2 separate regions of the Mus musculus genome follow, and region 2 is linked to region 1. Evidence: chromatin loops called from intact Hi-C (ENCODE). Cell type or tissue: heart. All regions are shown on one strand. Each heading gives the region's core, and the rest is flanking DNA. Links, peaks and the distances in the headings are about the cores only.

Evidence for each region. Hi-C counts contacts between places; a loop is a spot of excess contacts. Peaks named below come from ENCODE experiments on the same cell type or tissue, not always from the same donor. Only the 100,000 strongest peaks of a DNase experiment are listed, where the experiment ranks them.
Region 2: it touches region 1 in a loop (3-fold over the local background); 9 of 42 quality-filtered maps call a loop at or near these places.

The regions. Positions count from the first base shown.
Region 1 is chr5:45,662,081-45,678,374 of GRCm38, forward strand. It overlaps Ncapg (non-SMC condensin I complex, subunit G), which reads left to right and starts at 7,845. Exons shown (of 21, transcript NM_019438.1): 1 at 7,845-8,053; 2 at 8,940-9,143; 3 at 10,193-10,421; 4 at 12,278-12,423; 5 at 12,689-12,773; 6 at 13,869-14,061; 7 at 14,512-14,661; 8 at 16,267-16,294. The coding sequence starts at 7,943. It overlaps 1600023N17Rik (RIKEN cDNA 1600023N17 gene), which reads right to left and starts at 7,628. Exons shown (of 1, transcript NR_073433.1): 1 at 6,621-7,628. In heart, for the core only: a CTCF peak has its summit at 6,434 (motif pointing left); a DNase peak (open chromatin) is centred at 7,711; H3K4me3 peaks cover 2,718 bases; H3K27ac peaks cover 1,762 bases.
Region 2 is chr5:45,484,244-45,500,537 of GRCm38, forward strand. It overlaps Lap3 (leucine aminopeptidase 3), which reads left to right and starts at 9,131. Exons shown (of 13, transcript NM_024434.6): 1 at 9,131-9,318; 2 at 10,923-11,038; 3 at 12,677-12,731; 4 at 13,086-13,191; 5 at 14,191-14,350; 6 at 16,160-16,294. The coding sequence starts at 9,217. In heart, for the core only: CTCF peaks have their summits at 9,244 and 9,457; a DNase peak (open chromatin) is centred at 9,158; H3K4me3 peaks cover 1,823 bases; H3K27ac peaks cover 1,365 bases; H3K27me3 peaks cover 1,293 bases.

The DNA of each region.
Region 1 (16,294 bases), core at 3,439-11,438:
CAGGGGCAGGGAATAATTGAACGTGCTCATCATACCTTAAAAGAATGCTTAATAAAACAAAAAGGGGGAGTTGCCCTAGGGGCGACTCCCCGGGAACACCTTTCTATAGCCTTATTTACTCTTAATTTTTTAAATAAAGATACATTTGATTGTACTGCTGCAGAGAGATTCAGTAATCCTGATGCATCTCAGAAGGGAACTGTTATATGGAAGGACATGTTGGATGGCCAATGGCATGAGCCAGATCCAGTGTTGGTGTGGGCAAGAGGGTCTGTTTGTGTGTTTCCCCAGGACTGCCGCCAGCCGTTGTGGGTACCTGAACAACTGACTCGAGTGCTGAAGGATGACCAGATGTGTGATGCTGATTCTCCTGGGAATACTGATGATGGTGACAGGGTGCAGAAGCAAGGAGCTAAATCAGAGAGTTGATCTAGTGCAGGAACAAGTTGATGTATTGATGTGAGTGGATCGCACAGGGAACTGGTCATGTCAACTTGATGGTATGCTGAGAGATCTCTAACAGCCCATTGTTCACATCGTCACAGCAATATCGCACCTCAAGGAATGGGCTGGCATAGGAGGGCTGGCAATCATCTGCGTTGCCACAGGAGTAATGGCCCTGTGGTGCATTTGCCGTATGCAAAAAAAAAAAAAAAAAAAAAAAGGCATACCCGTGTGCAGGCACTGTTGATTCAGGCTTTTGCAGCCCTAGAGCTGGGATAATCTCCTCCAGTGTGGCTTGGCAAGCTAGAGAAGTAGTCAATGATGGGTAAGACTCCCTGGAGGTGTTACCAACCTAAGACAGGACCAGACCACTGCTGTCTGTCCTCCCGATGACGGGTAAGGAGCATTATCGTAGGGGGCAATCTAAGACAGGCATTCTCTCTGCCAAAATAATAAATAAGGGGGATGTGAGGAGCAGGTGCGGCCACTGCCCAAAGATGGCACCCAGGACGGCTGCCAGGTCTTATGACCTGCGCCTGACTTCCTCATTACCGCAGACTTAGCCACATCTCAGCCGCCTGCACTGTACAGACGCCATGCCTTGTCAGCTCGCCTGAGGTGTTGTCACTTGCTGTGAACCAATGGACTGCTGTTATGTGACTGGGGTGATTGGGAGGAGTCAGTAGGGTATTAAAGGCGTGTCCCGGGGTTGTTCGGCAGATTCCCATTCCTGCATTGCAATGCAAAGTGTTCCTGAATAAACCTGCTTGAAGAAGGACAATGTGTGGTGTTGCGTCTTTCCTGCTGGTTGGGGTGGATGCGACAGGTCCCGTTTTTATCTTATAGACTAAGATTTTTGCTGTTGTGAATAGCTCTTACAATCACAAAACTGGCCAAGAGTTTGAGCTATTTCATTCCTTTGTTGATTTCTGGACCAGTTTGTCCCCTCACCCCAAATTATTGGTGTAAGGGCACATCCCTTATGCCCCAAACTCTAAATAAAGGGTTGATCTTTTTGCCTTTAGATGTGTTTGTTGTGATGTTTTAGGGAACCTGTCCTGGTAGTAGATTTTTTGATTCTTGTAGTGATATCTGAAGTAGTTGTCATATGATCAATTTTATATAAGTAGTTGGAATGTGGGGGAAGCACAAATATTCACCAGCTCCTTCTAAAGGAAAACACATTAAATGTAACTCTAGTGGCAAATCAAATAAAGGTAAGCTAATTTTTACTTACAAAGCTCTAAATAATACTTAACAGAGTGACTAGAATGTTATTTTCAAGTACGGGTTACCTAAGAAAAAAACCATAACTTTGCAATTAGCATGTGTCAGAAATCATCTAGGAAAAGCTATGGCAAGCAAATTCGTTTTCTGGAAATGGCCCACCATTTTGCATGGCTGTGATGGGTGTGCTCTGAAATGCAAGGTCCTCAGAGACTTCATCCCAGAATTGTTTCTCACTGCTGATATATATGTCCTGCCTCCACTACATAGCCTAATGATTCCTGAGCATCAGCCCACACTATTGGGCAAATTTCCTGCAGAACAACATGAAAATGCACCTTTCCTACTCAACTGGACAAATTTCCTGCAGAACAACATGAAAATGCACTTTCATGTAGTAATGTTGTGTAGATGAATTGATAATTTCATAATACCTGATAATGATTTCCTAGAACTAAGTTGATACAAGTAATTTTAAACCCCCTGTAGCATAAAAGCTGCAAAGAGAGCTCTATAAACCTTCACGTGGCAAGGGCTAATTGCATTAGGCAAAGAAAACAGGCGTGTAACATATTTACAATCTCAGAAAATATTCCTTCTAGGTTAGGGATGAGGTCACTATCTGGTAACTAAAGAACACAAACTGGGAATCGGTACAAGGACAGAAAATGGACTAGTCTATCTATACAAGATTTCAAAATAAACACGAAGCAGAAGATTTATCTCTTGACAAAACTATGCTAACTTATGACATAAAAATTATTGCTTTAAACTTTTAATGAATTTATGGTTCTAGAAAAAGATAATCTTTACTCAGATACTAGTCTTAATGGAAAGACATATAAACAATTCTGCTGTAACCCCTTAAACCTTTATTGAGCTATGACATGAACTATTGCCTTAAACTTACTATGAACTTATAGAATGTAAAAATGCTTTAAAATCATGTGATCAATTATCCTGAGGAAAAAACTAAGAACAATAAAGTGGTGGTGTAGGTCTTTACTGCTTCATTCTGTATGCACGTGTCAGTGCCCGACTTTCTTTCCTTTCTTGTGTTTTCCTTTTCTCTCTGGCTCATGAAGAGTTAAGGAACTCCAAGCCTTTTGTCTTGTTAGCAAGTGGCCTGAGTCAAAGACTACAGAGCCCAGGTAACTAGGGTTTCTTAATTCTTCTGCTGCTATCAGCAAGCGTTAACTTGCAGAAGCCATAAGTGTTTGGCCCCTGAATACCAATAGATAGTAACACTGCCAGAAGTCATCAGGTTTTGGCCCCTGCTGATGTCACCCTCACTTCCTTCCCAAGGTATCTGACTGTTTGGCTTGGGACCCTGGCGAATAAGGCTGACCAAAATTTTAATGATTGACAGCCTGACGTATTATTGGAAAACTTAGTCAAGTCTTTAAATAAAGATAACAATTTCACAGGAAAACCCCCAAACACCCAAGTCTACTAAGGTCATGGGAGCCAACGAGTAACAAGTATCTTAAAAGACATAGGTTAATGTTTCGTCAGGGTTTCTATTCCTGCACAAACATCATGACCAAGAAACAAGTTGGGGAGGAAAGGGTTTATTCGGCTTACACCTCCATACTGCTGTTCATCACCAAGGAAGTCAGGACTGGAACTCAAGCAGGTCAGGAAGCAGGAGTTGATGCAGAGGTCATGGAGGGATGTTCCTTACTGGCTTGCTTCTCCTGGCTTGCTCAGCCTGTTCTCTTATAGAACCAAGATGACCAGCCCAGGGATGGTCCCACCCACAAGGGTCCTTTCCCCCTTGATCACTAATTGAGAAAATGCCTTACAGTTGTATCTCATGGAGGCATTTTCTCAATTGAAGCTCCTTTCTCTGTGATAACTCCAGCTGTGTCAAGTTGACACAAAACTAGCCCGTACAATTGACCCCTTGTCAACTTGACACACAAACACATCACTAGGAAGCCTCAACCTTTACATTCTTATTCATCCCCAAGATCTAAATAACTTTAAACGTCCCACCGTCTTTACATATTCTTCCATCTCTTTTAAAATCCAAAGTCTTTTTACAATTAAAAGTCTCTTAACTGTGGGCTCCACTAAATAGTTTCTTCCTTCAAGAGGGAAAATTTCAGGGCACAGTCACAATCAAAAGCAAAAATCAATCTCCAACAGTCCAATGTCTGGGATCCAACTCACCATCTTCTGGGCTCCTCCAAGGCCTTTTGTCACTTCTCCAGCCATTCTCTTTGTAGCACACACATCATCCTCTAGGCTCCAGATGCCTGTACTCCACTGCTGCTGCTCTTGGTGGTCATCTCATGGTACTGGCATCTCCAAAACACTGCATGACCCCTTCAGTCCTGGGCCTTCAATTGCAACTGAGGCTGCACCAATGGCCTTCCATGGCCTCTCACATTGCCGAGCCTCAGCTGCTCTGCGTCACCCCTTCATGCCTTCAAAACCAGTACCACCTGGGTGATTCTTACACATTACCAAGTCCCACTGTAGCACAAGGTACAACCTTGGTTATCTCTGGAACATAGCCTCTGTGCTCTCAAAAAACACTTCCCAGAAGATGTCACCTCAATGATGGTGGTTTCTTCTTAATCATCACTAATTTCTTAGCTCCAGTTAACCAGCATCAATAGTCCCAGTAATACAAAGGTTTCACTTTACTAGTTCTGGTATCTTGTTAATCAGAGCTGATTCTTCAGCCCCAGCTAACCAGAACCACAGAATCTTCACAACCAAAGTAACAATGGCCCCGAAAATTCTTTAATTTTCCCTCTGAAGTTTCACAAGCCAGGCCTCCATCTTCTGCACTGTTCTCAACATTATCTTCCAAGCTCCTACACAACATCTGACAGAGCTCTTACACTGAATGGATCTTCTAGCCCAAAGATCCAAAGTCCTTCCACAGTCTTCCCCAAAACATGGTCAGGTTGTCACAGGAATATTCCACTTCTGGTACCAATTTGTCTTAGTCAGGGTTTCTTCTTTTTTTCTTTTTCTTTCTTTCTTTTTTTTCTTTTTTTTTTTTTTTAGGTATTTTCTTCATTTACATTTCCAATGCTATCCCAAAAGTCCCCCATACCCTCCCCTCCCCTCCCACTCCCATTTCTTGGCTCTGGCGTTCCCCTGTACTGAGGCATATAAAGATTGCAAGACCAATGGGCCTCTCTTTCCAATGATGGCTGACTAGGCCATCTTCTGATACATATGCAGCTAGAGACACGAGCTCTGAGGGGTACTGGTTAGTTCATATTGTTGTTCCACCTATAGGGTTGCAGACCCCTTTAGCTCCTTGGGTACTTTCTCTAGCTCCTTCCTTGGAGACCCTGTTATTCATCCAATAGCTGACTGTGAGCATCCACTTCTGTGTTTTCTAGGCCCCAGCATAGCCTCACAAGAGACAGCTATATCTGGGTCCTTTCAGCAAAATCTTGCTAGTGTATGCAATGGTGTCAGCATTTGGAGGCTGATTATGGGATGGATCCTCGGGTATGGCAGTCTCTAGATGGTCCATCCTTTCGTCTCAGCTCCAAACTTTGTCTCTGTAACTCCTTTCATGGGTGTTTTGTTCCCAATTCTAAGAATTTGCAAAACACATGAAACTCAAGAAGAACGAAGACCACAGTGTTAGTCAGGGTTTCTATTCCTGCACAAACATCATGACCAAGAAGCAGTTGGGGAGGAAAGGTTTTATTCAGCTTACATTTCCACATTGCTGTTCATCACTGAAAGAAGTCAGGACTGGAACGCAAAAGCAGGTCAGAAAGCAGGAGCTGATGCAGAGGCCATGGAGGGATGTTTTTTACTGGCTTGCTTCCCCTGGCTTGCTCAGCCTGCTCTCTTATAGAACCAAGACTACCAGCCCAGGGATGGTCCCACCCACAAGGGGGCTTTTCCTCTTGATCACTAATTGAGAAAATGCCTTACAGTTGTATCTCATGGAGGTATTTCCGCAACTGAAGCTCCTTTCTCTGTGATAACTCCAGCTGTGTCAAGTTGACACAAAACTAGCCAGTACAGTTACGTATTCCATACCCTCACATAGAATAAATGAATATTATAAAGACACCAACTTTCCAAGAACAGAGGAATAAAGGGAGTATTTGCTTCTACAGCAAAAGAAGGCAAAATGCTTCTAACTTTACCTTTAAGCAACAAACATAAAAGTGTTCTCAAATCTAGTTTATATAATCTGCTTCATTTCGAAAAGAGTACTTTGTTATAGTCTGTCAGGTCTGTATTTAACTGAGACAGGAGAGGCTAGCTTTTAATTTTCCTGTCTTTTTATATTTTTGTTGTTTTCATTTCAAAGAGTCTGCATGTTAAAAAAATCAACAAGAGGTATAAGACATACAAACTTTACATACACTAATTATATTGCTATTTTCTTTTATATTTCATGTATATACAAAACAAATTAAGCACATCTAGTCTAAACATTTTCCCGTATAGTTGTTTTCAAGAATTACTTATCTAAAATTTGGAATCCAAGAACCTTATGGTGTACATTGTTTAGTTTTTGTTATTTTCTTAAGCTTATCAAAGACACAAATTTATTCCTATATGTATTTGTTCTTTCTCACAGAATAAAAGTAAGAGTCAAGAACTATGTAAGCTTTACAATGAGATTATGCTGTATGAATTTAATGTAGCATATTGGAAAAGTTCCACGATTACGATGTCCAAAGCATACCAAATCCATACAACATTCGTTACTAAAATCCACAACTCTAATCAAAACATAGTCATACTGACCTCTGGTGGTCAGATTCCTTATATTTCACTGATACTGAAATAACTAGATAAAATACTCATGAGACATTTTTTTTTTAATCAACAAAACAATAAAGGCAGCAAGCACCTAAAATGAAAGGTCACAGATTGTCACAAAATATTAATATGTTCTAAGTTTTAGTTTGTCTGTTTACATAAAAAACAAATGACACACACACACATATTGGTTCTCATCTTATTATCATTTATTTAAAGTTTTATTTATCTTGTATGTGTGGTACATGCATGTTTAGGTCAGAGACAGACATTGAGTGTTTTCACTGATTACTTTAGACCTTACTGTTTGAGAAAGGCTCTCAGCCACCCTGAAGCTTGCTACTTTGGCAGATCAATGAGCCTAAGATCCACTGTCTGGCTCTCAGCACCCTCAAGTGCTAGGACTACATACAAATGTTAACATCTGGTGTTTGTATGTGAAATATCACATGTGACTTCAGATCCTCATGTGTGTTCAGCAAGCACTTTACCCATGAATCATTATCTCCCCAGGTCCTCTAGGGATTCCCAGAGTACCTACAGAACAACATAGTCTGGAGGCAGCCCTCTTCCTGATACGTGTCACCAATGTAGATTTCCAGTACAGACGGAATAGGTGGCTGCATTTATGTTTCCCAAGTCATCAAGCAACACACCAAGTAAGTTTCCCGGTTTTGGAGTGGTATGTCCTATGTCCCAGGTGAGGCATTTAGAAATAATTTTATATATCCAGCACGCGATCTTAGTCAAGACCCCCAAATTCCTTTTATACTGTCTGCGTTCTCCTCTGCTTAGCAGAGTTGTTAGGCAGATTTGTCAAGCACATCCGTCACGCTGGAGCATCTCCAAGCGGCTGCAGCCTAAACTGACCCTGCCTTTCTCTTCCCAGTCCCCCAGACTGTCTCATCGCGGACGGGCAGTTCCCGCCCGGACCCACGGGGTCCGAAGGACTGCGGAGGCCCTCGTCCAGGACGCCCTCGGAAAGTTTGACATCCCCAAGCCCCGGGCGGGCTCCGTACGACATCTCCCAAACGACTCCTTCGCTCGGGATTTACCCGTTCTCAGCCAGTCGCTGCGGCAGTCCTCCGCTTTCTCCCTTCACTCCCAACCACAAGATCCCGCAAGGCACCGAAGGCCACCAGTTTAATTCAGAAAGCTGAACGCCCACTTCAGGCGCGCTCCTCCACAGCACTACTTCCGGCCCCGCCCATGCCTCCCATACAAACACCTTTTCCTATTGGGAGAGCGGCAGGCCACACCCCAGGCGTCCCAGCAGCGGGGCGGAGCGGAGGGTGGAGTCAGCTCCGGGACCCTCAGGTCTCCGCTCTCCGACCCTCCCTCCGGCGGAAGTCTCGCGAGATCTCATCCTCCCGCGATAGTTGTTTGAAAACTCTGGCGCTAACCCGTCACTCGGAGCCTTGCAGGGCTAGGGTGTCGGAAGCCGCGGGAAACTGAGTCCTCCTCGGATCGCGAACCACAGTCTCTCTCGGGCAGTTCCCGTCCCGGCGCCATGGCAGCGCAGAAGAAGCGGCTTTCTGTGAAGGAGGCGTTTCAGCTGGCGCAGCAGCCGCACCAGAACCAGGCGAAGCTGGTGGTGGCGCTGAGCCGCACGTACGGCGCGGTAAGCGGCCTGGCTTCGGCTTCCGGGCTTCGCCTTCTGCCCTTGCGCGCCCCGCGACGGAGGGATGGGATCCGAGGCTCGCCCGAGGTCTCCCGGCCACAGCCAGTGAGCAGAACGCCCGGCGTCGGCCACACGCAGTCACCCGTCTTCTCCATCCTCATCCCGCCAGGGGATGCGGGGAGTTATCCGTTATCCTCAGTTCCTCAGTGACTTGTTGATCTGCGCAGGGAATCTCAGACGCCTTTATTTCCTTGGAGGTCTCTGGTTCATCTCAGGCAATCGATGAAGTTGTTTCAACCAACTCCTAAGCTTTAAAACCACCTTCATTTCACCAGCTAGGGAAACCATAAGCACCCAGTCTTTCCCGTACATGGCAATTGTGTGTCGAGTGTAGCGGCGGGGAATTACTGGACAGCGAATGTGAGGAAGATACATTGTTTTGGAGTTCACGGAAAGTTAAGGACATATAAAAGTGATCAAGGGTAGGGAGCAAAATGTGTAAGTTATGACAGAAGGAAATTGACGGATGCTAGGAAGGCCTAAGTAAAATAAACACAAAGCTGTTGATTTTGAGTCATTTATGGCGAAGCTTGTTTTGCATTAATCCGGTAAGAAAAATACCGATAATCCAAAGGCGTTGAGAGAAAAATGAGATAATTTTGCACTGTTCAGATTTATGCTTTGTGTTTTCTCAGAGGTACAAATTATATACTGAAGAGAAGTTTGTGCGGATATATTTTCCCTTCCTTGATTTGGATAATTGATAGTTTATTAAGAAACCTTAGAGTTTAACCTAAGGGTAACACTTTCAGCAGTATTATGGCAGTGTTGGGAATAAAGAATTTTTATTAATGCAGCTTCTGGAGGCGTTTCTTCTCTCTTTCAGATGGATGATAAAACAGCTTTTCAGGAGGAGTTTATTCATTACCTTAAGTATGCTATGGTGGTATATAAGCGTGAACCTGCCGTGGAGAGGGTCATGGACTTCACAGCCAAGTTTGTTACTTCATTTCACCAGTCTGATGAGGAAGAAGAGGAGGAAGAGAACGATGGTGGCATTTTAAATTATTTGTTTACTTTTCTCTTACAGGTACTGTAAAAGCTACTACTTTGGGGAAGTAATATATTTAGCTATGTTTGTTATTTTCCACAGTAAAATATCAGTGATAGAGAAAATGTATGTGAATAAGATAAGTCTTTTCTGGAAACCTCAACTGTCATTAAGATAAAAGGATAACTCCAGCATTAAAAATTTAACTTTAAATTCTCACTTTTGGTGTAAATGTCCTCTCTCTGCGATTAAGTTAAAGAAATTCTATAGAGAGGGATAGGCTTATTTTGTGACAGCAAATAGTTTTTCAGCCTATTTGAGAGTATAACATCTGCCTCGTATGCACATACAATATAACGTCTCTGCAAGTAAGGAGTTGCTATTGTCTTATTTTTATTTTTTTCCATAGTACTAGGGATTAAACCTAACTTTACACATGTTGGTATACTGATCTTCCTATCTTTTTACTTTGTTTTGAGAAGATTTTTTAAAGTTGCCCATATTGTCCTTGAGCTTACTTTGTAGCCTGTACTGGCTAGTTTGTGTCAACTTGACACAGCTGGAGTTATCACAGAGAAAGGAGCTTCAGTTGAGAAAATGCCTCCATGAGATCCAGCTGTAAGGCATTTTCTCAATTAGTGATCAAGGGGGAAAGGCCCCTTGTGGGTGGGACCATCTTTGGGCTGGTAGTCTTGGTTCTAAAGAGAGCAGGCTGAGCAAGCCAGGGGAGGCAAGCCAGTAAAGAACATCCCTCCATGGCCTCTGCATCAGTTCCTGCTTCCTGACCTGCTTGAGTTCCAGTCCTGACTTCCTTGGTGATGAACAGCAATGTGGAAGTGTAAGCCGAATAAACCCTTTCCTCCCCAACCTGCTTCTTGGTCATGATGTTTTGTCCAGGAATAGAATCCCTGACTAAGACATAGCCCGAACAGGCCTTGAACTTGTTGTTTTTCACTGTGGTACTGTAGGCCTACACTATCTACCTGGGTATATTGCCAACTTTTAATTTTGAACATAAAGTTAAAATGGTCCTGGCTGTTTAAGAGTGGAATGTGACTTGGAGTAACTTTTGATTTTTTTCTGTGTAGTCTCATGAAGCAAACAGCAGTGCAGTCAGATTTAGAGTGTGCCAGCTCACTAATAAACTACTTGGGAATATGCCAGAAAATGCCCAAATTGATGATGACTTATTTGATAAGATTAATGAAGCCATGCTAATTAGATTGAAAGATAAGATTCCAAATGTAAGAATACAAGCAGTTTTGGCTCTTTCTCGACTCCAAGATCCCAAGGACGATGATTGCCCAGTAGTTGATGGTATGTATGGTTTTCTAAATCTTGTTTCAGAATGTTGACTTTGTTACTTTTTCAGTATTTAGATTTTATGCATTTGTATACATGAGTGTATAGGTGTTACATTTGTGTGCAGACAGAGGTTATAATCTGATGTTCTTAATTGTTTTTTGAGATAGCATCTCTGCTCATCTACTCAGACTGCTACCCAGTAAGCCCCAGGAGTCTCCAGGTTCTTATTCCCAGTACTAAGATCATATGTGCATGCCTCTGTGGCTGGTTTCCATGAGAATACTGGGCATCAGAACATCAGGTCTTATGTGTTTGCAGCAAGTACTCTACCAATAGATACGTTTTCCTAAGCTAGTATTGAATTTTTACTAATTATATATGTCTGTGTGTTATCTAAGTATCAATCCAACAACTTAACATGAAAGAATGTCATCAGCACTTTTACCTCTGCCTTGCTCTTCAGTTGTATTCTTTCTTTCAGAGGTAGAAATAATTACAGTGAGTTTTGAATTAATTGCCCTGTTTACATGAAAAATTACATTTTAAACAATCACATGTTTTTCTCTGTTAAATTTTGTTTGCCATTTTTTTGTGAGTCAAACTATATTTTTGTGTCTTTTTTCCCCTCAAATTTATTCCTAATTTTAGCATTCATTTAGGGTGATATATATTTATTTTTTGCGATATTTTAATGTTTTGTTTTATGTAGTTTTATTCTGAATGGTGGTGGCCCTTCTAGTTGTTTGTAGTTGTTTGCTTTAAGAACAGTGCTAGAGGCAGGGCATGGTGGTGCAATGCCTTTAATCCCAGCAACTCTGAAGGCTGAGGCAGGCAGATCTCCTAGGTTTACGACCAGACTAGTGTGGAATGAGTGCCAGGACAGCCGTGGTTACACAGAGAAACTATCTCAAAAACCCAAAGAAACAAAACAAGAAATCAGTGCTAGGACTTTTCTTACTCAGCCTTTGGTACATAGATGAAATGCTTAGAGATAGACTTATATGGGTTCTACTCTATTAGGGGAGGTGATAAAGTATTCTAAAGAAGATTTTTACTTTTAATATTGTCAGTAATGGAACATAAAGGTGTGCAGTGATCCACATTCTCTTTAGTTTTAGCACATTTTAAAGGTTGGTGCTCTATTAGTAATTGTTATTGTTACCCAGCTTCATACATTTAGCATCTGATCATCTTGAGTTGTTTAAGGTTTGTATTACATTTTGAGAAGTGTTATCACTAGGTGATTTTGTAATGTTAAAAGTGTATACTTGGACAAATGGATGATAAAATTTAATCACTCAGTGTAGCTTCTGGTGCAGTCTAAAGATCCACTAAACAGGTATGAAATGACTGCCAGTATAATCTGGCATACTCTTTTATTATAGTCAGTTTTTTTTTAATATAGGAGGCGTATACTCAAACAATGGTAAAAGTTTATTAAACACATGAACCTGTGCATTCTTCAAATTAAAGTGTAAAGTTAAATGTGAGCCTTCAGAGTTTCCCTTCTGAATAGCTCTTCTAACTGTATAGTCTTTGGGTCTGGTTAATTTCTGTGTGTGTGTGTGTGTGTGTGTGTGTGTAACATTTTATAGTAAAATTTAAAATAAATCAAAATAATAGGTCCTTATATAAAACCATATCAACTTAAAATAAATTACCTATTCTAATCGTCATCTGACCTTTGGGGTTAATTTTTAATCACAGTACATTTAATAATTTAAAGTTTTATTTTCAGAAGGAAATGCTAGTTTTTTTGCTAGAAGTGAATATATAAAAGTAATATCTTTGTTATTTAAAAATGAAAGAATGTGGAACTTCTATGACTTAACATTATTAATGTTAAAATGCGTTGCTTTATTTTTTAGCATATGTTAATGTGATTGAAAATGATTCAAATCCAGAAGTTAGACGTGCAGTGTTATCTTGTATTGCACCATCAGCAAAGACTTTGTCAAAAATTGTAGGACGTACAAAGGATATAAAGGATACTGTCAGAAAGCTGGCTTATCAGGTAAATAAGTTCAATATCTTCTGTAAGGCATGTTTTTGAAAGATGAACCATTTTATGGTATTTTGGAAAAAACTTGGTGACAGTGATTTCTTTTTTTTTTTCAGTTTAGGACTTTTGAAGAATATAGGTAACTTAGAGTATTCTTATATTAAGCATATTAACAGACAATTTAAAACTTGGGTTAATTTACAGAAGAATGTAGTATTCATAAGTAAGACATCTCTAAAGTGTATTGAGATTAATGGCCATCTTTTACCTTTTTAAGGTGTTAGCTGAAAAAGTTCATATGAGAGCTATGTCTATTGCTCAGAGAGTGCTGCTGCTTCAACAAGGTCTTAATGACAGATCAGGTAAGATACATATCTTTGTAAACATTTCATTTTGAAATGAGACTTGAATTTAATAAAGGTATCATTTCCATAAATAAATTGAAACATTTTGGGGTTAAAGATCTTGGTGTTTTGAAGGAGCAAGGCATTTCTTTCAGACTTCTGTGCTTTAGGGAGGGGAAGGCTATTCTAAATCTTATGCATTTACTTCTGCAAACATCTGATAGAATCTTTTTACCTCATCTTTTTAAACAGTACTGTCCTGTTTTTCTATAACTTAACATAAATGTGTTCTGTGTATCAGAAACAATTAGGAATGAACAGACCAGTATAATGCCCCACCCTCTCCTCTGTTAAACTAGGGAATCTGCTTTTCTGAAGGATGGTCTAAAAATTCTTAACTCCTATGAAGCCATTTAGTTTCAGTTTCGCTATACCAAGAAAGCACAGTTGAATTTGAGTATTGTCAGAGGACTGACTAGGATGCCCTTAAATCAGCAGTTCTCAACCTATGAGTTGTGACTCCTTTGGGTGTTGAACAATCCTTGCACAGGAGTCACCTAAGGCCATCAGAAAACACAGATATTTACATTATAATTCATAACAATAGCAAAATTACAGCAATGAAGTAGCATTGAAAATAATTTAGTGGTTGGGGATTGCCACAGCATGAGGAACTGTAGTAAAGGACCACAGTATTAGGGCTGAGAATCACTTCTTAAATGATAAAAATAAAGTTTGTTTAGTAAAGTATATTGTGATTCAATACTGCAAATAGAATTCATGTAATATTTGGGGTCAGTCAACAAGTGAAATGATAGATTTCACATATTCTGATGCATGATGTTCATTGAGGAGACAATATAAAGACATTTTTCCATAGGTGATGTAGGAGTTTGGCTTTTAATTGTTGAACTCCATTTGCATTTTGAAATAAGCATTCTCATGACTTGAGTAGCACTGCATCTTTTTTGTTAGCATGCTTTGTTCTACCTATAACTTCGATTTGAATTATAAGTTCAGTGTTAACAATGATTTGATAACAGTTAGGATGGGGCTTCCATGGGGGGAAAGGGTCTAGAATGCGCATAGTTAACTGTTTAGTTGACTCCCCAGATGCTGTGAAACAAGCAGTGCAGAAGCATCTTCTCCAAGGCTGGTTGCGTTTCACTGAAGGGAATATTCTAGAGTTTCTTCATCGGTTGGATGTGGAAAATTCTTCTGATGTAGCAGTCTCCGTTCTCCATTCCTTATTCTCAATGACTCCTCTCAGTGAGCTGGTGGGAATTTGTAAAAATGATGATGGCAGGTATATAAAGACTTCATTATTTAAATTGTACAGAGGATTTAAGTTGAACCTATGCACTTAAGATGAATTTGTCTTCCTGTATTTTTAGGTTCCCTCAGTACCTTTTATCTGTCCCTCTTCTCTTTAATGAGAGTTTTTCTTCCCTCTGGTACAAGGACTTAGTACTTTATGTCAGGCATTACTTTAGTTGTGCCCTTTCATTTTACAGCTTTGATTTTTGCACTACATCCACTCAAAAACCATGTTGACTCATCTGAAGCTTTCTCTTCTGCCTTTTTTCAGGCTAAGTTGTTTTTCTTTTTCTTTTCATTCTTTTTGGGTGGGGAAATTAATGACTTAGTAATTAAACAGCTTAGTAATTGAAAGAAATCTTCATCTTATGTCCATTCTTGTTCTGTTTTTCAACTGCATGTAAAGATAATGTTTTCTCTTATTCTCTTGCATGTAAAGGAAGTTGATTCCAGTGGAAACATTAACTCCTGAAATTGCTCTGTACTGGTGCACCCTTTGTGAATATTTGAGATCAAAGGGAGATGAAGGTGAAGAGTTTTTAGAGCAGATTTTGCCAGAGCCTGCAGTATATGCTGAGTACTTACTGAGGTAGTTTCTCTTGCTTTGAGCTGTACTTATGTTGCTTTATTTACCAATTTCATAGTCGTCTTCATCAAAGTCATGAGAGGAAACAGTTTAGAAACTATTTTTGTATAAGTAGGTATGAGTGGGTATGTTGAATGTTTTGAAGAATCTGTTGCGTGGTTAATATACTGAAAGTGTACAGTCAGGGTCTTACTATCCCTGTCACAGTGACTCATTATTAGCAGCTGATTAGTGTAACTTTTCCCTGATAGAAATTTCACTGACTTTTTCTTGAAATATATATAACAAAGTTTTAAAAAAATATTCTTTATTTGCAAGCTATACAAAACAGGTATTATGATGATTAGATTTGGTGCATGGATTAGTGTCTTAGCTTGCGTTTTACTGCTGTGAAGAGACACCATGGCCAAGGCAACTCTTGTAAGGACAATATGTATTTGGGGCTGGTTTACAGGTTCAAAAGTTCAGTCCATTATCATCAAGGCTGGAGCATGGCAGCATCCAGGCAGGCATGGTGCAGGAGCTGAGAGTTCTACATCCTCATCTGAAGGCTGCTAGCAGAATACTAGTTTCCTGGCAGCTAGGATGAGGGTCTTAAAGCCCACGCCCACAGTGACACTCTTACTCCAACAAGGCCACACCTACACCGACAGGGCCACTAGTGCTACCACTCCCTCAGCCAAGCATGTACAAATGATCACAGCTAGTTTCAGAATCATATAGTGTCATATATGGCCAGTTTTATTATAAGTATTTTTCAATTAATAACACTAAAAATGAAATAAAACAACTTCTATAACTTTAAAAGTTTTATTTTTCTAAATTATCTGTCTTGATATACCTGCTGCCAATTTTATGTCAATTTATCCCCAGCTCAGGACATTTTGGAAGAGAGAAACTTAGCTGGAAAAATGCCGCCAATAGACTGGCCTGTGGGCAAGCCCATTTTCTTGATGTTTGATTAGGGTGAGCCCAGCTCACTGTGGGTGATGCTAATCGTGATCTGGTGGTGCTGGATTCAGTAGGAAATCAGGCTGAGCAAGTCATGGGGAACAAGCCAGTAAGCCACGTTCTTCCATAGCCTCTACACCATTTCCTGCCTCCAGGTTCTGCCATGACTGAGTTCCTGACGTGACTTCCTTCAGTGATGGACTGTGATATGAAACAGGAAGTAAACCATTCCCTCCCCAAGTTTCTTGTGGTCATGGTGTTTTATTACAATAGAAGCCCAACTAAGACAGTATAATTTCTACTTACTTCACAATAAAACTTTATTTAAAAAAATACACATTCTTGTCAGAATTCAAATGTAGAGGTAAATTTATTCTTTGCTTCTCTAGTTCTGTTAATCATTGTAGAGCTAAACAGCTAAATAATTAAGGATGTCCATTATCAAATCTCTTTATATACATGTTTTAGATACACATGTAGGCTTCGTTTTTGAAAATATAGCATATTGTATATATGCTCTTTTCTGGTTTTTAAAATTTTTGAACTCTGTAAAGTCCTCTGTTGGTATATGGTGTTGCATGATATTGTAGTGGCTCATGTGTGCTATGTTAAGTGCTCGTCCTCCGATTTACATCTGCTTTATTCTGTTTGCTTTAGTTACATTCAGGGCTTCCCAGTAGTTAAT
Region 2 (16,294 bases), core at 5,353-13,352, 180 kb before region 1:
TATCCTGACATGCACTCCACAACAGTGGCTGGAATGAGCACACCACCTTCTAGAACTTTTGTCATGCTTTTGGATATCCTGTGAGATTGCACAATGACCACAGAACAGGTTTCACTGCCTAAGCAGCAGATAATTAGTGCATTTCTTGGGAATAAAATGGACTTACTGTACATAATTAGTGCATTTCTTGGGAATACAGTGGACTTACTGTGCACAGTATATCCTGTGTAGGATTTGCCTCATACACAGGTCAATGATGCTACTGAACAACAAATATCCAATTCACACAACGCTAATGGAAACTAATCATTGTACCACAGCCCAAGGGAAATAGCATTGATACACATGTAGAGAAAGTACTGAGGTTGGTAGCTGCTTGGGTACCTGGGCCATACGCCTCTGATATTCAGTCTGTGATAGCAAATTCAGCGTGTCCATTGTTTGTTTTTATTCTTTATATTTTTTCCTGGGGCTATCTTGTGTGGTTCAGCTCTCATGTTACCCCAGGTAGGGCCCTTGACACTAATCTGAAGGCAAGGGTTCCCCTGAGGAGGTCCATTTAAAGGGACTTCGACATTACCACTTGTTTTTTGTTTGTTTGTTTGTTTGTAGTCTCGATTTTTTGAGTTTTGTTTTATTGTGTTGTTGGCTTTTGATTTTCTTTCTTTGCTTCTCCTCCCCTTCCTTTCATCCTCCTCCTTCTTCAATTTTCCCTATTTATTGAAAATAGATTCTTTTTTTTATACAATACATTCTGAACATGGTTTCCCCTCCCTCTACTCTTTCCAGTTTCCTCTCCTCTCCCTTCAAATCCACTCCCTTTCTGTCTCTCACTAGGAAAGAACAAATTTCTAAGAGATAACAACCAAACATGACAAAATAATATATAATAAGATGAAGCAAAAAATTATCATGTCAAACTAAGGCAATGATAACTCAAAAGGAGAAGACCCCCAAGAGCTAATACAAGAGTCAGAGACCCATTCACTCTCATAATCAGGCATCTTATAAAAACACTAAATTATTAGCTATAATATACACATGTATAATATAATTTTACATATTTATAATACACAACAATATATATTGTATATGTCATATAATTGTCTATGATATTGTATAATATACAACGTGTGTGTGTGTGTGTGTGTGTGTGTGTGTAGTGACAATTTTGGTTTCTTTAAAAAAAAACCCACAGGAATATTTATAAAAATGTGCTTTCATTTTAATCCCAGGTGTAGGAATGTGGGGCTTCAGACTGCCCACAGCAGCTGAGCAATGGATGATTTGCCTCATGCTGTAGCAGAGGCATGGTTTTGCCAGCAGCAGATAAGATTCTACAAGTGCATGATGTTTGGAATTCTGGGAAATTTTCAGAGGTTATATAAATGCTAGGGCCCCGAAGTGAGGGGTGGTGGTGGTTGTTGGTCATTTAGGGAGGTTAAAGTTTGGTTTGCTAGTAGCTGTGGTTAAAGAAGAAGAAACAAAAGGAAAGAAATTAGATTCAGGGATCTCTCTCTTTCTCCCTCTATCCTTCTTTCTCTTCTATCTAGTGATGGGGGTTAAACTAGGGGATAAAGGGTGGGAAAAAGAAGAACCTACAAAGTAGCAGAAACCAAGTTACTCTGTATTACATATAATGTATAATGATCAAAGGCTATAATATAGAGACAGAGGACCTGGCATACCCTGGGCTTGCTGCTTCAGTCTCTGTGAGCTCATATGTGCCTTGCTTAGGTGTTTCAGAGTGCTTTGTTCTCCTGCTGTCCTCTAGACCCTTGGCTCTTAAAATCCTTCTGTCTCCTTTTCTGCAGCATCCCCTGAACTCTGAAGGAAAGGATGAAGACCTCCAATTTACTTAGATTCTTTCTCTATATAATGTCTAGCTGTGGATTTTTTACATCTGTTCCCATTTGCTGCCAGAAGCCTCTCTGATGATGACTGGATAAGGCATCTATGACTATAGCAGAATATCATTAGGAATCACTTTATTGCTTTTCTTTGATGTTGCCCTAGGTCTCTGGGCTATCTAGTCTCCAGTTCTTGGTTACCCAAGCAGTGTCAGTTACAGATTCCTTCTCATAGAGTGGGCCTTACATCAAATCAGATATTGGTTGACTACCCCCCTAAGTTCTATGCCATCACTGTTCAGGCATATTTTATAGTCAGGACACAAAGTAGATCAAAGGTTTAGTGACTGGGTTGGTGTCCATGTTTCTCTTTCAGTAGCCAGCAGAGTACCTTCCCACAGTAAAGAGTGTAAAAGGTCAGAGTGAAGGTTCCATGTATGCACCAACCTGATTTAAAGTGAATTGTGTTCAGTGAATTGTGTGAGTGTTGTCCTCAGCAATGGGCCCACCCCTGTCGTTTTGCAGAAAGCAACACTTTGCCTTAGCAATAGCATGGGTTGTTTGGGGATTTCTATGGGACCCTTTTGGCCAACAACTCAATTGAATGCAATCCTCACCTGGCTACAAGAGATGGCCAGCTGAAACTCGGTGTCCTCCATTTCTAGGAGTCTTCAAGTTTCCACTGCACCAGGGTTTCACACCACCCCTGAATGTCCCTCAATTCCACCTGACTCTCCTCAAACTCTCCCTCCACAGAATCTTCCCCAACCCAATTTCCCACCTCATTTCCATCCGCACCCTCCCCTAGTCCACCCATGAATCCACTCTATTTCTCCCTCCTTTTTATCTAACCTCTCTGAGTCTTTGGATTCTTACTTTGCTATCATTTCTTTAACTGTTAATATCCCTATGTAAGTGAATAAACATCATTTTTGTCTGACTCTAGGTTACCTCATTCAGGATGAATTTTTTTTTTTAGTTACATCTATTAGTCTATAAATTTTATAATGCCACTTTTTAAAAAACAGACAAACAGTACTCCAGTGTGTCAATTAACACATTGTTTTTATCCATTCTTCAGCTGAGGGGCATCTAGGCGACTTCCTGCTTCTGGATATTATGAGCGAAGTCACGATGAATGTGGTTGAGCAAGTATCCTTGTGGTAGGATGGAACATCCTTTGGGAATATGCCCAACAGTGGTATAGCTGAGTCTTGAAGTAGATTGATTGCCAACTTTCTGTTGTACTACCATATTGGTTTCCATAGTGGCTGCAAAAGTTTTCACTCCTACCAGCAATGGACGAGTGTTCGTTCCTCTTGCTCCACATCCTCTCCAGCATGAGCTGTTACTTGTGTTTGAGATCATAGCCATTCTGACAGATGTGAAATGGAATCTAGAAGCCATTTTAATTTGCATTTCCCTGATGGTTAGGGTCGTCTTGATTAGGGTTTTTACTGCTGTGAAGAAACAACAAGGTCATGACAACTCTTATAAAGGAAAACATTTGTTTGGGACTGGCATCCAGTTTCAGATGTTCAGCCCATGATCATCATGGCAGGAAGCATGCAGACAGAAATGGTGCTGGAGGAGCTGAAAGTTCTTCATCTTGATCCAAAAATCAGCAGGAGGGGACTGCCTTCCACAGGCAACTAGGAGGAAGCTCTGATTCCAAACTAAGTGAAGCTTGAATATAGGAGACCTCAAAGCCTGCCTACACAGTTGCACACTTCTTCCCAACAAGGCCACACCTACTCCAATAAGGCCATACCTCCTAATAGTGCCACACCGTATGGCCAACCATTGTAACACATGAGTCTATGGGGGCCGAACCCATCAAACCACCACAGATATCGACCGTTTCTTCAAGTGTTCTTCAGCCATTTGAGTTTCCTCTATTGAGAAATCTGTTTAGATCTGTACCCCATTTTAAAATTACATTATCTGTTTTTATATGTCTAGTTTCTTGGGGTCTTTATGTTTTTTGGACATAAGTCCTCTATTAGATGTGGCAATGGTAAAAATCTTTTCCCATTCTGGAGGCTGTTGTTTTATCCAATTGACAGCATCCCTCGCCTTACAGAAATTGTTGATTTTAATGCCTATGCTATCTGTGTTTTGTTCAGAAAGTCCTTTCCTGTGCCAATGCATTCAAGTTTATCCCCTACTTTCTCTTCTAACAGATCCAGTGTGTTTTATGTTGAAAGCTTTGATCCAATGAGACTTGAGTTTTTTGCAGGGTGGTGCGCATGGATCTATTTTATTATTCTTATGTGAAGACATCTAGTTTGACCATAGCTATTTCTTGAAGATGCTTTCTTTTTTTCCAGCATTTATGACTTCTTTGTTAAAAATCAAGTGCTCATATGTGTATGGATTTATGTCAGGGTCTTCAATTTGATTCCATTGATCAGTGTGACTGTTTCTATGGCAATATGGTGTGGTTTTTATTGCTATAACTGTAGTAGAACTTGAAATCAGGGATGGTGAGACTTCTGACATTCTTTTATTATTCAGGATTGTTTTAGCTCTTCTGTGTTATTTCGTTTTTCCATATGAAGCTGGAAATTGTTCTTTTAGGCTCTGTAAAGAATTGTGTTGGAGTATTTATGGGGATCGTATTGGATCAGTAGTTGCATTTGGTAATATGGTCATTTTTACTATGTGAATCCTACCAGTCCCTGAGCATGGCAGATATTTTCATTGTCTGATATCTTCTTCAATTTCTTTCCACAAAGACTTGAAGTGTTTGTCATACAGGTCCTTTTCTTGCTTGGTTAAAGTTACCCCAAAATATTTTTCTATTATTAGAGGCTACTGTGTAAAGTGTTGTTTCCCTGATTTCTTTTTCAGTCTATTTGTTATTTGTATGTAGGAGGGCTACTAATTTTTTTTTTTTTAGTTAAATCTTGTATCTAGCCACTCTTCTGAAGGTGTTGTGTTTATCAGCTGCAGAAGTTCCCTGGTAGAATTTTGGGGATCCTTATATATACTATCACATCTTCTGCAATTAACTATACTTTTGACTTCTTTTCTGATTTGTATCCCTCTGATCTCCCTCAGTTTTCTTATTGCTCTAGCTAAAGCTTCAAGAATTATGTTGAATAGGTATAGAGAGAGTGGACAACCTTGTCTTGTTCCTGATTTTAGTGGAATTGCTTTGAGTTTCTCTCCATTTAAGTTGATGTTAGCTATGGGCTTGTTGTAAACTGTCTTTATTAGATTGAGGTATGTCCCTTTTATTCCTAATCTCTCCAAGATTTTTATCATGAAGGGGGCCTTTGAGCTGGAATTCTTCTTTTTCTTCTACACGTTTATTCTTAGGTTTGGCCTTTTCATAGTGTCCTGGATTTCCTAGATATTTTGTGTCAGAAGTTTTTTAGATTTAGCATTTTCTTTGACTGATGTATCCGTCTCTTCTAGCCTATCTTCAACACTTGAGCTTCTCTCTTCCATCTCTTGTATTCTGTTGGTGAAGCTTGCCTCAGTAGTTCCTGTTTGAATTCCTAAATTTTTCACTCCTAGAATTCCCTCAGTTTGTTGTCTTTATTGATTCTATTTCCGTTTTCATGTCTTGAACAATTCTATTAATTTCTTCCACTTTTTTGTGTTTTCTGGAATTTCTTTAAGGGATTCAGCCCTTTCCTCTTTAAAGATGACCTTAAGTACCTCAATCATCTTTATATAGTTGGTTTTAAGGTCTTTTATTTGTGCTTCAAATATGTTGTAATATTCTGAGCTTGCCATGGTAGGATAGCTGGGTATAGTGGAGACATATTGCCCTGGACATTTTTATTGTGTTTTTATGCTGGCATCTAGGCATCTGGATTTAAGAAGATAACAGATCTAGGTGCTGATTTCTGGTTTTGTTGCGTGGGTGTTTTTGTTCCTTGGTTTCTGTTTCCTTTCTGTAGTTTTGGAGAGTATGAAGGCTGTGTGTTGCCTGATTTCCTGGCCTGCTCAGCTGGTGTGTTCACAGGAAATACCTGCTCGTAAGGATCCTGGGATGACGTGGGGAAGGAAGGTTAAGAGAGAAGGTCTTTATGATCTGTTAGGGATGGGGTCAAAAAGGATAGGGAGATCAATACAGAGCTGGGGATGAAACTAGAGGACTGGATCTCAGGAACAGTAGGAGAGTGTGGGTCTGCCTTCAGCCTCCTTGTTGCCCTGTGAAACGTGGCTCATGGGTTAGCAGAGTGTGCCTGCTGGGTTTGGGGTCTGGGACAAATCAAGAAGTGTGTGTAGTGAGTTTAGAAAGAGAAGATCTAAAAAAGAAAGAAAGAAAGAAAGAAAGAAAGAAAGAAAGAAGGGAGGGAGGGAGGGAGGGAGGGAGGGAGGGAGGGGGGAGGGAGGGAGGGAGGGAGGGAGGGAGGGAGGGAGGGAGGGAGGAAGGAAGGAAGAAAGAAAGAAAGAAAGAAAGAAAGAAAGAAAGAAAGAAGAAAAGAAGGAAAGAAAAAGAAATAAAAGGTCAACTTTCAAAAAAGAAGAGAAGATCTGTGGGATTCCCAGGAGATGGGAGCAGGCGGCCAGGGAAGGCTGCCACTGGGGTTCTGGTTCTCAGAAGATGAGGATGAAAACAGGGGCCTTTGGGGATACTAGTCAAGTGTTCTACCGATAAGCTTCATCTCCAGCTCTCTCATCTCCACTTGGATGTCTAACGGAGTTTGATATTCCTAATCTGTCTACCCACATCTTTAAATAAATATTTCTAAATGACTGGATGAGTAGACAGGTGGGGTGGGAACATAATTGGAGGTGGCAATGGACTTGCATTCCTTCCTCTGACCTAGAACCACAGAACCACCCTTCCTGCACTCATTTAGAAAGTATAGTCTTGTTTGGATAACACTGTATTTCTTTTTTAAGCTTCTATTACGGGAAGGTAATAGGAAAGATCAAGATGAGGGTTACAATTCACAGACTCAGCACCTTTCGGAATGTATGAGTGACAATAATTATCCACTTGTGATCTCCCCACTATTGCTCTTTCTTTATCCTGGACACCAATACGCATCGTCTCTCTGTGGTGATAAGTTATTATGAAAAGCTTTCTTACATTCTGAGACTGAAACTTTTGCTGGACCCCATTGCCAAGTTAGCACAACTTGAAAGTTTTTAAGACTTCAGAATTATGTCCTATTGTGTAATCAGCCTCTTTGTTCAACCTGGATATAGGCTGCAAGAGTTTGCCTTATTGTCCTTAGTCTTCTGAAGGCTCCTGGGTCAGGTGGAATCAGCAAAGTTCAGTTCCTTGTAAAACTGCAAAAGATTTCTGTAAAGTAGCCCCCTCCCTTCCCCCATGTGACGCTTTCTGCATTGCTCATTAAGAGAGAGCTAAAAGCTTTGTGAGGGATAAATTCACAAGACGGCACTGAGGCGGACACAGACTCAGACTCCTAACAACAGGCAGATTGCAGACAAGCCAGGAAACAGGAGCCATAGATCCTTGGAAGACACAGGGAGAGAAGCTGGGAGGTCGGACTTTGGCTCACTCTTGGTCGGATTACCCCAAAGGGGAAGTGCTTTGGTTCCTTCCCTTAAGCTGACCCACACACATTTTGGTGCCTGGGCTTTAATGGGTTTAACTGGTGCATCTATTAAAGCATAGCTTTCCCTGCAGCTTCTATGAAGATCATTCCTGGCTCCCTGCTGACTCCCTCATCCACAGTAAATGGGCTTCTTGCCTTTTAAGATTCTCTTTAAACCAGAGACTTGGTCTTTGTATCTTCTTTTTTATTAGGAGCAGGCTGATGTCTCCACCCCATGCCAAGCCTATGCGCTTCCTGATCCCGATGTCCCTTTAATTATCTTTCTACTTCTCATGCAGTTTATTATCAGGAAATCCCACTGGCAGCTGGCCTGGTCTTTAATTAAATGCTGCAACCTCAACTGGACTTTGATCATACTTTCATTCAAATATTTATGAGCACCTTGTTTGCATAGGCCCTAGATATGGACTAGATGCTAGATTTTGGCATGAATACACAGAAGTGAAAGCCACGTCCTACACACACACACATACACACACACACACACACACACACACACACACACACGAGCAGGATACAGGTGATTAGCAATTTGAGACAGGTTGCTTTGGGAGTAGGAGACATAAAACCCACAGTGGGATGGTCTGGAGGCATTTCTTGTGGAAGAAATGTCCTTAAACAAAATAAAAAAGGCAGAAGGAACTTGATCTTATTACGTTAGTAACCTTTTTATCACCAGGACAAAACTTTCTGAAGCTGTCAAATTAAAAAGAGGAAAGACTTTAGTTCCTAGCTCCAGAGGTTCCCGTGGTCATTCAGTGCACGGGTTTAGGGCCAGCATAGCAATTATGCTGAACACATACGATGGGATGCCTCTTCATCTGTGGTGAATCAGAGACAGGCAGCCGGGTCCTGGGATCACAGCATTTTCCTTGAAACCTCCCAACTTCTTTCTACTAGGTCCCATGTTCTACGTGTTCCACCTCCTCCCTGCAGCACCACGAGCTGCTGACCAAGAGCTGCTGACCAAAGCTTTAAAATATGAGCCTTGTCAGTAGTGAGGGTGGGCTACTAATGGGGACAATCATGGCCCATATCCGGATGTCTACATAAGACACTCTTCAAAACAGTTTTTGTAATCACTGTACTTCTTGCCCTTATTGGATAATGAAGGATGGCAGATATGCTACATTAAAGTATGCCACTTGAGCATCAATATTTTGCACCTAAAAGGCACTTGAATAGAACTAAATGCAAGAAGAGCCATCTTTGGGTCTCCCAAACCCCAAAGCAGAACGTCAAACCACCATGTAAACTACTGCTACCCCAAATACTTTTACCCGAGGTGAGGCGTTAAGGAAGCTAGAAATCTGCCCAAATGAACCTTATTTAGCTAATTATTACATTCTTTTTGTTTTCCTTTATGCTTAGTTACTTTTTCATAACTATTTACTATTCAATATAAGCACTTGGACCTGATCACTTTCAGGATCCTCATTTTCCTGTAAGGGCTTCCATGTATACACAAACTTGTTAAATAAAATTGACATACTTCTGTTAAACTGCCTTAAACCAAATTCTCAGGCTTCCCACGCGAGCACGAGCAAGCCGACACGCCCCTGAGCCCGCAGAAACCACGCCCACGACGCCGGCCCGCAAGAACAGAAGCCCCGCCCCCAAGGGCCTGCCGCCCTTCCCTAAGGCTCAGTAGCGGGTCTCCGCCCAGTTGCCGACGGCCCCGCCCCCAAGGCCCCGCACAGGTCCGGCTTTCCAAGCGCGCGTCCGGCGACCCCGGAGGTCCCGCCTCCAGGCGCGCGCCCTGCCACGCGCCACGTGCTCCTTCTCTGGAGGGCGGCGCCGAGGGCCGAGCCGAGAAGATGTACTTGCTGCCCCTTCCGGCTGCCGCGCGAGTCGCGCTCCGCCGCCTGGGAGTGAGAGGTCTCTGGGATCGGGGTCTGTCCACCGCAGACATGACGAAGGTGAGTGGAGGCGGCTCGCTCTCGGGCGGCCGCGCGAGCCCTGGCGGCGGGCAGCAGGGTGACCCGGCGTATCCAGGCCGCGATGTGTCGGACGGACGCATCAAGTTGCAGAAATGAGCTGAACAGAAAAGTTCCCTGGGTTTGCAGGACACCAGCCTGGGCCCGGCTTGCGACGAGGGCGGCCGATGCTGTTTGCCGAGGGCGCGTCCTTTCTTCCTAACTGGACAGTGCTGGGTTCTGAAGGCTGAGCAGAACCGCTCACTCCACCTAACCAGTGTTTACTGACTCCTCTAACTGAGCTCTGAAAAATTACACGCGCCTAGTTCGCCAATTCTTTTAGTTCTCACAGAGACCCTAGAAAGGACGACGGTAGGATTGTCCCAAAGCCTGCTACGCTTCCAGAGTAGCCAGTCACAGGGCCTGGACCCCTCCCCCCGCTGAAGTGAAGTGGAAGGCCCTGGGGGAGGAAACTGCTGGATTGGGTTTCTGTCCTTTTAGGGGAAAGGGTTTTATTGAGAGAGGTCATCTTGAAATTGGAAGAGGGTCTTCTCCATAGTCTGAGAAATTATGAAGGACCCTCAGATGGGAAAAGTCTGGAAGGGCTCATTGGAGTACTTCCAGGTCATACTTCCAGGACCTGGTGAGGGAGGAATGTTCCAGATGGAGCTTTGAACTCAGGTCGCCTGCAGTTATCACAGATAGCAGAGGAGTTAGGCAGACACCTTTCCAGCCCTGGCCGGTAACATTGGATTGTCCCAGGTTGGTCTCATGGAACCCCAGAATGAACAATCTTGGGAAAGTTAGAACCTAGCACTTACCATTGCTAAGGACGCCTGTTTTCTTCAGTGGAAAGATGGGTCCGGAGTACCTGGGGTGTTTTTTGGAAAGGGCCCTGACCAGAAAGAAGGCATGTGCACTGTCAAAGTTTAACTACGCAGGAGCTCCAGTGTCAGGGACTAGGTTTCCTTATCTGGCAAATGAGAGAAAAGTACTCCTTGAAGTGGCCGTAAGGGAGGCAGTATTTTAAAAGTCGTAAATTGCCTTGTGAAGTCAAATGATGAGCAGTGGTTTTACATCCTTATTTCAGGTGTTTGGGGCGGGGAGCGTGTGACAGAAATGTGGAGCCACACCATTAAGTGCTTGGCAGAAGGCCCTGCTTCTTCTGCCCTCTCTGCAAAGTCACACACTTTCCCTGATTGACAGGGTACTAAACAATGTGGACATCCCTGATCTGAAATTTGAAGCACTCCAAAAACTGAGTGTTCACTCACTTCTGAATGTCTGTAGGAAGTCCTGCAGCTAACCCTTGAGTGGACAGAGTCAAAACACAAGTATTTTAAACGACCGAACCCTGAGACAGTAGATCTGAAACAAGTGATTTTCAGGTTTAGGGTTGGCCCAAGATGTCTCACATAACCCAGTTCCAGTCTTGCCCTGGTAGGGATTTTAGCTGCTGCGGTGGAGGCTGCTGCTCTGCTCTTGGCCTCTGCGGAAAAAGACAGTTTTAATGGGATTGCTTGCCCCTTCTGCATCTGGACAGCCAATGCTTTCTGGGGGATCTACTCTGATTGTATTTATCTTTCTTGATTTTTTTTTTTTTTCAGGGCCTTGTTTTAGGAATTTATGCCAAAGACAAAGATGATGACCTGCCACAATTTACAAGTGCGGGAGAGAGTTTTAATAAGTTGGTGTCTGGAAAGCTGAGGGAAATGTTGAACATGTAAGTGTTACTATAATTGGGGTTCCTTTTTGTTTGTGTGTGTATTTTGCATTGTGAGACAGGGTCTCTGCTGTGTAGCTCTGGCTGTCCTGGAACTATGTAGATCAGGCTGGCCGGCTTCAAACTCATAGACATCCACCTGCCTCATTCCCTGGAGTTCTGGATTTAAATGTATTTGCCATAAAACAGGGCGGGGTTGTAGTTCTTAAAGGCCCCAAGATTTAAAGAGAGTATTCTCCTTGTATCAGGTAAACTTAATGGAACCCTGACCAGCAGGTTCTCTGGAAATGAAAGTATGTTCTTGAAGAAGCTGGGCAGTTGTTTGAGTGTGGGTGGGTCTGCAGTTCTGGGAAGTCATGTGGTTTCTAGCCAGTCACAAACCTATTGTGAAGGATTGACGCGGATCCAGAAAGGAATAGATTTCCTCAGCCCACTCCCAAGGCTCAGGTTCACAACTCCTACTCTCCTGTCTGGCACCAGCCTCTAAATGCACTTTAACTGAGTAATTTAAAAACAGCCTAAGGTCCTGCCCTTTTATTTCATGGCTGGACTTTGAAGGCTTTTCAAATGTTAAAGTAAAGTGTGGGTGGGTCATCTGATTAGCAAGTGTACAGCCTGAAATTCAGTCAATCTGGAGATGGCCTGAGATCTGACCTCTCTCTCCTAGATTAGCAAGGTCCTAGAGGAAGTAGGAAGACTTTAATCTGCTAACCACATTTGGCAGAAATAGAGAGAGCAGCATAAGCCCCTTTAACGACCTGTCACTCAGGTAACAGACTGTATGTTAGAGGGTCCCAGGCATCACCTGATAGCTATAGCAATTCTATCTGATACATTGTAAGTACACTGTAGGACTTGTACCTCCTCTTGCTTGCTAGTTCTTTACTAGTACACAGCCTTCACTAGGACCTAAATCTTTAACCCAGAAGCTAACCTGTTAAGAGTCCAGAGTGCAGAGGCCTCCCTGCAGGGTTACTGTGGGGCCTCAGCCTCTGTGTTCCTGGTCTCTGGCTTCAGTAGAATACCTCTTTTATTTGGAAATTGCTATCTCTCATCTCAGTAAACAGTCTGGGAAACACCTGTGCTGAAGACAGTGCTGTCAAGTCTGTGGCTTTGGTCACCACTCTGGGTTTGTTTGTTTGCTTGTTTGTTTGCTGTTTTATGGTATTTCTTTTAGTAGAAAGGTTCCCACCATTTAGTACAGCCACCATCCAGTGCTCAAGAGGGGTACTTTACCTATCCATAGGATTGCCTTCTCTTTTGAAAAAAAAAAGAAGAAGGAGGTCATGGCCACATTCGGTAGTCTAGGCTGAGCCAGAACTCACTACACTGTCCAGATTGGCCCTAAACTCACGCCATCTCGACCTTCCTCTCAGCTTGCCAAGTTCTGGTATTACAAGCATGAGCCACCACGCCTGGCTTCTCTGTTTTTCAATCAGTGTTCCTGTTCCATCCAGCCTGGATGTTGGCTTGGTACTTTTTGAGGTGAAAGTGCTGCATCTGAGAAGTCTAGCCTGTATCCATTCTGTAAAGCCATCAGTGAATCCCAGAATAGAAGCAGTTACCAAGAGTGTCTGCAGAAGCTTAGGTCCTTCACCAAGAGAGCATGTTTAAAACAACCGTCTCCTCTTCCTTTAGATCTGGACCTCCTCTCAAAGCAGGCAAAACCAGAACCTTCTATGGTCTGCATCAGGTATGAAGTGAAGGGCATGGTGGTCTGGTGAATCCACATTGAGACCTCCCTGTGGGCGCAGTTTGGCTAGCACTTTGGTGCTTCCGTTAAGCAAAAGCACTCCTTATGGTCAGAAAGGAGAATGGCTGTCTCTCTGGCTCGTGTTCCTCAGGGTGGAGGGGAGGCACCACCCCATGCAGAGTAACTTGGAGGATTACCTCACTCTGCCTCTCACATCTGTTGTACTTACCAACACACAGGGCTCCTGTTTGTTAAACCTAGAGTGGCTCTCTGCCAGCTCTGTGTAACTTTCTGGAGGAGCTGTTTTAAACGTTCATAGTGGTTGATGGTTGACTTGGTGTGTTTGTGGGCCAGGACTTCCCCAGCGTGGTGGTGGTCGGCCTTGGCAAGCGATCGGCTGGAGTTGATGACCAGGAAAACTGGCACGAAGGCAAAGAAAACATCAGAGCTGCTGTTGCAGGTTGGCTTGCTTGTTATGTTTAATAGTTGAAGGTTCTCGAGGGCTCGTTCCCTTTTGTCCACTCACTGCCACCAGCCTTACCCTGCCCCCGTGCAACAGCTCAGCAAGTTCAGTGTATAGAGATGTGTCTGACCTTACCTAGACACAGAGGCTAGCTTGTGACATTGTCATTTTTAGTATGTTCTGCTTTCTCTTGGGAGGTTTGCTTCCATTTCTTCTTAGAAATATCTTCTATCAGAAATTGTGATGTGTAGACAGTTTTCCATTTTGTAATGCGACCACAGTGCTGCCCGACTGTAGATAGCATAGAACCCTTAGATTTACAAACTAGAGAAAAGAGGAACAGAGTGTGGGATACTTATTCATTGCTAGCAAAAAGGGCCTGTCCCAGTTGGCTTGATAGGTGGGTTGGGGAAATGAGGCCGATGTCATTGAGCCACTGTGTTGCTTAGCAGCGGGGAGAGCCTTTCCCACAGGACAACTGCCCCAAATGCAGTCGGAGAAGCACTCTGAGGCAGCAGTAATTTGCTTGACTAGTCCTTGGCCTGGGTATTATCATAAATGCTTAGTAAGTTTACTTTCAGAGTTAAGTAGCGATGCCTAACTTTTATTTGAGAGTCTTTGTTGACACAATTTTAATAAATGCTGTTGATGATGGCTTTTGCTCGGTTGCTTGGCTGAAAGCTCAACGCCATCATTCCTTGGTCCCTTTAATCTGGCAGCTCCTGGTGATTGGGAAGCTTTGTCAGGAAACGCTGGCACTTCTGAAATACTCATGGCAGTGTCTGCCTCTCACTGATGGTCTCGCCCCTAGAGAGGTTCTGTGCCTTTGACCTCTGTACTCAGCTCGGCTAGTGAGGCACATACCATCCGCACTTTATAGAAGGAGAAATGAAAGTTTAGAAGCAGACGACGGTTGCCAGTTTGTTCCCCTGGCACACCACCGCGTGCCCCTGCTTTGTGCTGACTCGGTCGGTTTTCTGCTTCTGCTGTCTGAAGCGGGATGCAGGCAGGTCCAAGACCTGGAGCTGCCGTCGGTGGAGGTGGATCCCTGTGGAGATGCGCAAGCTGCTGCAGAAGGAGCTGTGCTTGGTCTCTATGAGTACGATGACCTGAAGCAGAAGAAGAAGGTGGCTGTGTCGGCGAAGCTCCACGGAAGGTGATGGGAGGAAACCAGGGTATGGGTGGCACTCGCAGGCAGGCATTCTGACAGCATGCTTTGGAGAGACGAGCTGCCTGCCTTTCAGGGTCCAGCAGTGCCGAGTGGCTTGTGTGTCTCCTGCTTACTGTCTCAGCTCTCTCTACAGTGTGATAGTTGTCCCCAAGCTCCACTCCTGGCACTTGTCATGTGTGTGAATCCTCTGTGGCTCCTGAGAATTTTCTGTACTTGCTGGTCACTAAGAAGCATTCACAGTGTTGGCTTTTCCCAGAAGGAGGGATGACTTGACAGAATATCCTAATGAGCTTTAATCCAATACTTCCCATTGAACTCACACCTGCTGACATGCTAAACATTAGACCTGTGTGGATGAGAGCATTCCACCTTTACCATGACAGGAGATGCTTTCAGAAGATAACTGACCACCCATGACTGCAGCCCTACTCCAGTCTTGAAGGGACTGGTCTGTGCTGTCAGGGCTAGACAATGAGAGATCTTCAGTTCCAGGAGCTGTGATGCCAGCGGGTTGCTCTTGGCACAGAATGGTGGTTAGTGTCTGTTAAAGAGGGGTTGGGAATGAAGGTTCTCTAGAAAGTCACCCACGTTTCAATCCTGTCTCTATCACTTACGTGGGGGAACCTCAGTTAAGTGACCCGAATCTATAGTCCTTCCTTTTTATTTTAGGTTTATTTATTTTATTTATATGAGTATACTCTAGTTGCCTTCAGGCACATCAGAAGAGGGCATCAGATCCCATTACGGATGGTTGTGAGCCACCACGTGGTTGCTGGGAATTGAACTCAGGACCTCTGGAAGAGCAGTCGGTGCTCTTAACCACTGACCCATCTCTCCAGCCTTTTTTTCTCTTTTTGTGTAGAAGAGTTGTGATCCTGGTGTAGAGTGTTGAGTTTTAAGAGACAGTCTCATTATATAGCCTTCGGTTAGTGTTGAACTCATAGTCTTGCTGCCTTGATCTCTGCAGTGCAGCAAGTACAGGCATGTGCCATCATTCGTGGTTGATCTCATAGTTTGTATGATGATCCAAAGACAAAATGTGCCAGCCAGGTGGGTGGCACGTGGTGACTGCTCTGAGATGCCAGCTATTATTTTGTCTGTCTCCGTGTTGCCCATATTAACTGCTGTCAAAGCGCTAGGATCATGCAGCATGCACCTTTGTGTGTTCTCTTCTAAAGCCAATCCTTGCTGTCTAGTGGGTTGGGATTTAGAGCCTTGATTAGGCACAGTAAGGTAGGAGAGCCTCCAATTTCCCATCTGAATCTTTGCTGCTTGCTGACTTCCCAGTGAGTACTTGGGATGGTCATCTCTGCAGAGGACTGGACCTTGGGTAGGAATCACTGCATAACCTTTGCAGGTAGATTTACAGCTTCAAATACCTATCAGACCACACACATACACACACACACACACACACACAATGGGGGGGGGGGTGTCAGGTCTCGCTTCTTGTTTTTTTTTTTTTTTTTTGACACAAAGTTTCTTTTCGTAGCCCTGGCTACCCTGTAAATTGCTCTATAACCCAGGCTGGTCTCAAGCTCAGAGAGATCCGCCTGCCTCTGCCTCCCAGGTGCAGGGATTAAAGGCACCACAAAGGGGAAATTTGTGAAGTGGACTGCTCAGTCAGATTTATCTTACTTCCTCAGTGGGGTGGGCCTAGGGATGGATCTAGGTCTTTGGCAATCATTTTTTTGTTCGTAGTCTTAATTTTTTTTTTTAAGATAAGTGCCTCAATTAGCAGCAGAAAGGTCAGTGTACTTGAGGTCTTTTGAGAGTAACTCTTTTCTTCCACAGCGGTGATCTCGAGGCCTGGGAGAAAGGGGTCCTCTTTGCTTCTGGACAGAACTTGGCCCGTCATCTGATGGAGTCTCCAGCCAATGAGATGACACCAACCAGATTCGCTGAAATCATTGAAAAAAACCTCAAAAG